2 separate regions of the Homo sapiens genome follow, and region 2 is linked to region 1. A link is a contact called in ENCODE Hi-C data. All regions are on one chromosome and are shown on one strand. The core of a region is the stretch at or near the end of the contact, and the rest is flanking DNA. Distances in the headings are between cores, read along the strand shown.

What was found. Hi-C counts contacts between places; a loop is a spot of excess contacts on that map. Pooled maps may share reads with other maps.
Region 2: a loop to region 1 is called in a map with no recorded cell type, with 2.8 times the contacts of the local background. The contact joins two enhancer-like sites. A Hi-C loop is called at or near these places in 1 of 168 maps with a recorded cell type or tissue (GM12878), 1 of 37 single-sample maps with no recorded cell type and 6 of 50 pooled maps.

What each region holds. Positions count from the first base shown.
Region 1 is chr7:148,258,596-148,262,481 of GRCh38, forward strand. The region is part of intron 20 of CNTNAP2 (contactin associated protein 2); the gene reads left to right. Among named protein-coding and RNA genes, the nearest start is that of C7orf33, 330 kb to the right of the region's middle. Within about 2 kb of position 2,181, at least 3 of the 41 ENCODE cell types and tissues checked have a DNase peak (open chromatin) inside an H3K27ac peak, as active enhancers do.
Region 2 is chr7:148,770,580-148,774,465 of GRCh38, forward strand. The region is part of intron 9 of CUL1 (cullin 1); the gene reads left to right. Among named protein-coding and RNA genes, the nearest start is that of CUL1, 74 kb to the left of the region's middle. RefSeq lists enhancers at 1,573-2,772, 3,093-3,142. Within about 2 kb of position 2,157, at least 6 of the 41 ENCODE cell types and tissues checked have a DNase peak (open chromatin) inside an H3K27ac peak, as active enhancers do.

The DNA of each region.
Region 1 (3,886 bases), core at 931-3,430:
ATTTCTAGTTTAGAAGGACGGGTAGACACAGATAAGGGGTGCGAGTTGAGCTGATAATTGTTTCTCCTACCTGAAGTCTATCTGCATCAGCCTCTTCTTATCTTCAGCCTTGGGCTTCAACTTGGAGTAAATAAAACATTCATCAGATGATATGCTCTAGGCTGGGCGTGGTGGCCTACAATCCCAGCATGTTGGGAGGTTGAGGTGGGAGGATCACTTGAGCCCAGGAATTTGAGACAAGCCTGGACAACATAGTGAGACCCCATCTCTCCTAAAAATAATTTTAAAAATTAGCCAGGCAGCCAGGCACGGTGGCTCACACCTGTAATCCCAGCACTTTGGGAGGCTGAGGCAGGCAGATCACGAGGTCAGGAGTTCAAGACCAGCCTGGCCAACATGGTGAAACCCCATCTCTACTAAAAATACAAAAATTAGCTGGGCATGGTGGCATGTGCCTGTAATCCCAGCTACTTGGGAGACTGCAGCAGAACTGCTTGAACCAGAACTTGGGAGGCAGAGGTTGCAGTGAGCCAAGATCACACCACTGCACTTCAGCTTGGGCAACAAAAGCAAAACTCCGTCTTAAAAAAAAAAAAAAAAAAAAAAAAAAAAAAGCCAGGCATGGTGGTATGCACCTGTGGTCCCAGCTACTCGGTAGGCTAAGGTGGAAGGATCACTTGAGCCTGAGAAGTGGAGTCTGCAGTGAGCTGTGACTGCGCCACTGCACTCTAGCCTGGATGACAGAATAAGACCCTGCCTCAAAAAAAAAAAAAAGAAACTCCTTAGTCATACACCTAAAGCCAATCTCTCCATAATCACTTTATTGGGAATAAAATGATATTTTGAAGAAAAAAGATGATATATTCTAAATTCAATATCGCTGAGCTAATTCCAAGTATTCCCTAAAATTAACGATTAGGAAAAACAGCAAGAAATCCTAGGCCTTTGTCTAGGCCATGGAAAAAGCGGGATCTGCCTTGAAATTGTGTCCTTCATCTCAGGAGATGGGGCCCGGCCCCTCCACCGGTCCAGGAGAACCCACGCCATTTAGGTATTTCTTCTTTAGCTTCTCCACTGCATCCCCAAAGCGTAAACGGCTGATGAAATCCCTTCAAACTCTGCCAACGCAAACTGTGGCTTAAAAATGGAAATGAATGGATATTGCAAAATAATACCTGAATAGACGTTAAAGCTTTAAGCTCCACGTGTAAGACACAAGGTCCTGCCTAAATCAGTATGCTTCTAATGGCTTCATGGCAAATGTTGAACAAGTTAGTGTTCACTCAAGGTTGTCCTGGGGTACATGGAGTCACAGTCTTTAATTTTAATGAGCCTCTATTACACAATCTCTTATCGCCTCTTAACTGCCAGTGAAATGACCACCAGCTAAATGTACAGCAAAATACATTTCTACAAAAGAGCTCACTTGGACCCCAAAGAAATTACCTTGAAATTATTACACTTAACCGTGGCAAATGCACCAGGGTTCATTTGAAAAGAGGTGGCCACCTGGCAATACGAGTGAAATCATATAATATGTCATTTCCTTAGGCTTTTCATGTTAAGCTTTTCTCGCTATATCTGATTTAAAGTATTTTCTCTTTTAAATGTAAATATTTAAAATGTAGCTGATCCTCTCCCTCTCCTAATTGAGGTGACTGGGCTAGTTCAAGAGACTGTGGCCTGCAGCTCACCGTTTTGTCTCTGGAGTCAGAGTGCCAGCCTTGGTACTTACTCTGTGACTGGACACTTTATAATATCAAAGATACGAGATCATACCTATCTAATATCTATTCAATAAGACAATACATATTAAAAGATCAGCACAAAGCCTTGTACACAGCAGTTGCTCAATATGTGCTTCCTCCTTTTTCCTACTATTGAATCCCACCAGCCAAGACCAGAACTATATCTGCAGTTGGACAAAGTTGGGTTTATCCCTTGTTGCAGTGAGGGCTTAGCAGTTTGAGTCAAACGGGAGCTGGAAACCACAGTCGGTTAAAATGGGGTGATAAATAGAAGCATTAACTATGGCAAACAGCAACTCCAAGATGTAAGGAAATCCGTGCAGTTTCCTAGTGGCCCCCTAGGGCTGAGGGAGCCCATCCAGGGACAACCTCGGTGGGTGTCTGACCGTAATGGAGGCAAAGCTGCCCCTGTCTCCTCTGACAGTCTCCAGCTGGGCCTGAGAGTTAAGTTGACGTAGGAGAGACTAACAGAGGAAACGCAAGCCAATGTTTACAGGCATGTGAGGGCCTTCACAGGACACCAAGATCCAAAAGCAGCCAGGCCTAAGTGCTTATGCAACAGGGTGAACAAAAAGTAGTAATTTTGAAAAAGTAACTAACTATATGGAGATACTAAAGACAAGGGTTATTTTAACAAGAGCTTTTTAACTGTCAAAACACTTTTTGTTTGTACCGATTTCCCTCGGCCTCAACTCCCCGCCTCTGGAGAGAAGAATGTTCTTTTCTTCCTGGTAGAGAGAAGCCATCTTCCATATGAAAGTTTCATCTCCTGCTTTCAGGAAGAAAAGGGGAGGTCAGAGTGTCCTTTGTGCATCTGTTGTTTTTCTTTTTTTCTTTGAGATGGAGTCTCACTCTCACCCAGGCTGGAGTGCAGTGGCACCATCTCGGCTCACTGCAACCTCTGCCTCCCGGGTTCAAGCGAGTCTCCTGCTTCAGCCTCTCAAGTAGCTGGGACCACAGGCGTGCACCACCATGCCCGGCTAATTTTTGTCTTTTAGTAGAGATGGGGTTTCACCATGTTGGCCAGGCTGGTCTCGAACTCCTGACCACAGGTGATCCGCCCACTTTGCCCCCCAAAGTGCTGGGATTATAGGCGTGAGCCACCACGCCCAACGCATCTGTTGTTTTTCAAGTGCCTTTAGCTCAAAATTGTCCCCATCTCAAGCCAGCATATCTGGAGGTGGCGTGTTCTGAAGCCCTTCAGGACCTTGCTGGAGAAGGTGTGTCTGCCTGGCAGAGAGCAGAGACCCCTGCTTAGCCAAGCTGGAGCTGGTCCGGAATTGCTGGGGGAGCGACAGGCTGGCTGCCCTCTGGAGTGCAGGTGGGGGAGCAGGCAATAGCAATGGCGGTGGGGGTGAGAGTGAGGGGCTACCAGGGCGGTTCAGACACACGTCCAGAGGTCTGTGGGCAGGTTGCCATGGCTGAGACGCTAGGGTCACAGAGGGTTCTCTTAAAAGGCCTGCGACTCAGACAGGCTTCACCTCATGTCCTCGCACTCTGGGCAGAGCCTCTGCTATCCCCCTCCTCGAGCCTGTGCTGGAAATTGCAGTAAGCCCCTTCCTCTTGCAGTGTCCCTCCAGAGCACGCTACTGAGAAAGCTTGACATTGTGCTCACCTTAAAAGCAAAATCTTTAAGGAATTCCATTGTTTATCATAGAGCTTATATTGAAGGGTGCATTGGGAGCCAGGAAGCAACGAGTTGATTGATAATTGACGCAAAGGGACCCATATACCTTAGAGAATGACGGGGTGGCTCTAAGAGTCAGGAAGGGCTTATTTTAGGAATCAGGCTTATGGTGGGGAGGGTTCAAGGAAGCAGGTGTCTCTAATCAACTGGGTGCTCTCAGAAAAGCAGGGCTAATTCAGTTATTGGGCCTCTTAATGCATTTCATCTGGGAGGCAGGAAGAATGGAGAACACTAACGTTGTTATTGAAGAAATTGCCGGGAGAAAGAGATGTTTTGGTTTTGGGTTGTACAAGGTCTGTTATTTTTTAATTTCTTGTATTAGTTTCCCAGTGTTGCTGTAACAAATTGCCACAAACTTAAGGACTTAAAACAACATGCATTTACTATCTCACAGTTCCAGAGGCCAGAAGTGCAAAGTCAGCGCAAACGGCTGAAGTCAATCAGAAAGGCT
Region 2 (3,886 bases), core at 907-3,406, 510 kb after region 1:
GCCGTTTGGCTCCTTCTGTTGGAATGCTGTCTGTCTGGTGCATGGGTTCCTCGTGCCCTTCCCTGCTCTGGGCTCACACTTGCCACCTCCATTCGCCATCTCTGGGAAAGCCCACAGAATTGAAGCTCAGGGGGAGCGTGGGTGCCCGGGCCATAGCCTGGCACACAGTAGGTGCTTGATTACTTATTGTAAGAAAGAAACACAGCTGCTAAAAAACAAATACTTTTAAATAGGTTTTAGTTTTTATCATTTATGTGGTAAATGTAAAAGACACATTGTAACCCAACCATAATTATTTTCAAAAACCCACTGATTATGAAAAATCAGGAGAAAAAAAGGTTAGTAAAAGTTAGAATCATTGTACATGATTTTAAGTGGGATTTAATTACCTTGAGAACACAATTTTTAAAGTTTAAAAATTTTTGCCTAATTAAGTTGAATCATAGTGTACGAGAATCATTTATAATTAGCATATTAAATGCCATAGAAGGCACTACCTAAGTGATTTTTTTTAAGTGCAAAAATGTGTAATATCAGTCCCGTGTCTTTCTCTGGACTAGAACACTATATATGTTACACTGAAGCTGTTCTTGATGAAATAAACTCCTTTGAGAGGCCAAAAAAAAGTTTTTTATCTGGCTAATCCTTTTATACCACTAATTTGGTTAGAAAACCAGCTTTACTGCTAATACCTGGCCTAGACTGAAATTCGTAGAGGTTTCCAGTTTATCATGTAAGTCAAATATTTTTTGTGTTCGAAGTTTTAGAACCTACTTATGAATTTTTCTTAAGGCATATCTTTTCCCTAGTTAAAACCAATTTAAACATTAAAGGCTATTTCTGGAAAACTGGCTGAAGGGGAATTTCCCTCATGGCATCTCCCTCTCGCCACCTAAAAGCTGGCAGCCCTCAGTGACGTGAAACTGAAGAGAGAGCCCTCCGAACCTCGGAGTGGGGAGGGGACTGTCCGTCAGGATTCCACTCTGTTTGGAAGCGTTCTCTCCAGCCTTCAGAGAGCCTCGTGATCAAGGGCATTTGTGCTCAACTGATATGTGAGGCGATCAATTAGCCTATTGCACTGGGGCACCAGGAGGACTTTGGGAACCTTGCACACAAATATTCAAGGATGAGATTTCAAACTGGTTTCGAGCTGAGCAAGGGATAGGAGAAATGGCTTGTTTAATAGGCAAGTAACCCCATGCATGATTGCTGGCCCAGGAACAGGTTGGGAATGTATCAAAAAATAGTCTATATTAAAATATAGAAGGTGATGGCCTCCATTCACTTAGTGAGGCTTGAAGGGGAGCATCTTCAAAGCAGAGACCATTCCTTCACGTGGTCATTTTAAAAAGAATTGAATGCCCACTGTGTGTGCCTGGCCCTGTGCTAGGCTCTTAATTTTTCTTATTTGACCAAAGCAACTGCAAACAGTCTCCTGCTTAGAATGGCTCACCTTAATGATTTTTTTGACTTTAAAATGGCATGAAAACAATAGGCATTTATGATACTTTCAATAAACTCATCGTACATTGAAAATACTGTCACACATTCAGGTCCGGGCGCAGTGGCTCACACCTGTAATCCCAGAACTTTGGGAGGCCAAGGCAGGCAGATCACCTGAGACCAAGAGTTCAAGACCAGCCTGGCCAACATGGCGAAACCCCGTCTCTACTAAAAATACAAAAATTAGCCGGGCGTGTTAGCAGGCACCTGTAATCCCAGCTACTCCAGAGGCTGAGGCAGGAGAATCACTTGAACCTGGAAGTCGGAGGTTGCAGTGAGCCAAGATTGCACTGCTGCACTCCAGCCTGGGTGACAGAGAGAGACTCCGTCTCAAAAAAAAAACAAAAAAAAAAACCCACACATTCAGTTTATGATGGGCTTATTGAAACATTATCCCAAATTGAGGAGTATTTTTAGCTGCATGATGTGGTCAGTGTTTCAAATCAAAGGGCAAACAAATTTTGCAGATCAAACTGAAATCGTTGTTTCATTTCTTTAGCAAGCATTTAGGGCATTCCTGTAGTAGACGTGATGTCAAGAACTCTGAATTAGAATGCCTTGCCTTTGTCCTTGTCACATCTCCGTGACCTCATCTGCCTAGTTTAGTGCCTACATTGCAGGTTCATTTGAAACTCACCTCTTCTCCATTCCTTAGCACAGAGGTGGCAGCTGTGTAGCATGAGTCACCCTGCCCTCATGCCTTGTTCATCATAAGCATTAGTAATCTAATAGGGTATAATTTCCTGCAGGGTCTGGACGTAGCCTCAGAATCCTCCTCAAAGCAGTAAGCAGCCTGCCTGTCTCGGTAGCAAGCTGTCTCCTCCTCTGTCTTCTGGGATGAGTCAGTGGAGCATGGGAATTCCTCCTCCCTTGGCTCTTACTGTTTTCTATGCATTTTCTCTCCAGTCCCAAGGCTACCATCTTAATCTGGGCTTCGTTTATCACTGCACCTCCCAAATGGCCCCACATCTCTCCCATTCCCATTCATCCCTCATGATAATTAGCAGTTTCGTCTTTCAGAAATACCACTTAATACATTTATAATTTTACTCTGTGTTCTTTTCATCCTTTGTTTTAAACAAAGCAGAATAAAGCCCTTCCTTGTGATAATATAAATCATAATATTACACTAAATCAAAATCCTCTAATTAGCCCACATTTTCATGAACCCTGTCTTCCAGTGAAACTATTATAATATCATTCCCCTACCCCAAAACTCTGGCTAATGTCTCTACTTATAACACAGTCATCCTTACCTTCTGCTTGTCTTAGTCCTGCTTTTAAGGCCAGCTCAAATCCTCCCTTCTAGAAAGAGCTGACCTTAACTCTTCTATCCTAAGCCCTATTTGTAAAACTCTCATTACAAGTGTACATGTGGTTATAACTTCCTGTGCTTCCTGTCACTGCACCATGGGTGGTACAGCCCTTGAGAGCGAAGCTCACGCCTCATTATAGTTTTATGCTCTGTGGTTTCGGGCCTAGCCTCTTACCCAGCGAGGATCTGTGGATGATAATGGTGAAGGCCGTCTGCTGCAGGGCTGCCGTCTCGGCTGCACGACTCTTGACCCCGCTGCGTGTGTCTTCTCAGCTGGAACTCACCATTGTGTAAATTTGCCTCACTCTGCTTTCCTAGTTCTTCTGTCTTCTCTTCTTAGAGACAGTCCTTCTTTTTTCTACCTGTGAAATACCTATTTATCTCTCAAAACCCAGCTCAAAAGTTTTCTCAGTCACCTTGGAATGGTAGCATCTCCCCCTTGAAATAATGGCACATTGGACTGTTTATGTGACACTGCTTTATGCTTTAGATGTCCGTGTGAACGTCCCTCTATTGTAGCAGAGATGGCTCTATCCAGTTTTGTGTCCTCAGAGCTTATTATGACACCTTATCAGTATACTTACATCTTAGTTACACTTCCCATTGCTCCGAAAAGGACTTGGGGCTGCTCACACAATACGTGAAATAAAATAAGATAAATTAAATAAATCGGAGAATAGCAAAATAAGGATATGAGACACAAAATAGAGCTTAATATAATTCTCAAAGTGTGTGCAATGCAGTCCGTTACTCTTGTTAGAGGTAGGTCATGATTTGCCTCGAAATCGTTGTAGTCAGTACAGAGAGCTTGCCATTAAAGACAGCCAGCGCCGTGGGGTACGATCGGCTAGTAACTCAGAAGAATGATTTTTCTTGATGGTCAGAGCTGAGGATACTTTCTCCAGTGGCTCATCCTAAAAAGCATGGTAGTGCCGTGGACAGCATCATCAGCAGTACACTCACAAGGAAATAGGATGTCAAGTCCTTGGGTAGTTTGATAGTTTTCCATGACACCAGCTTATAGCACAATGCCAAAATAAAGTTCAGGAGAAGGGTCAAATAATGCAG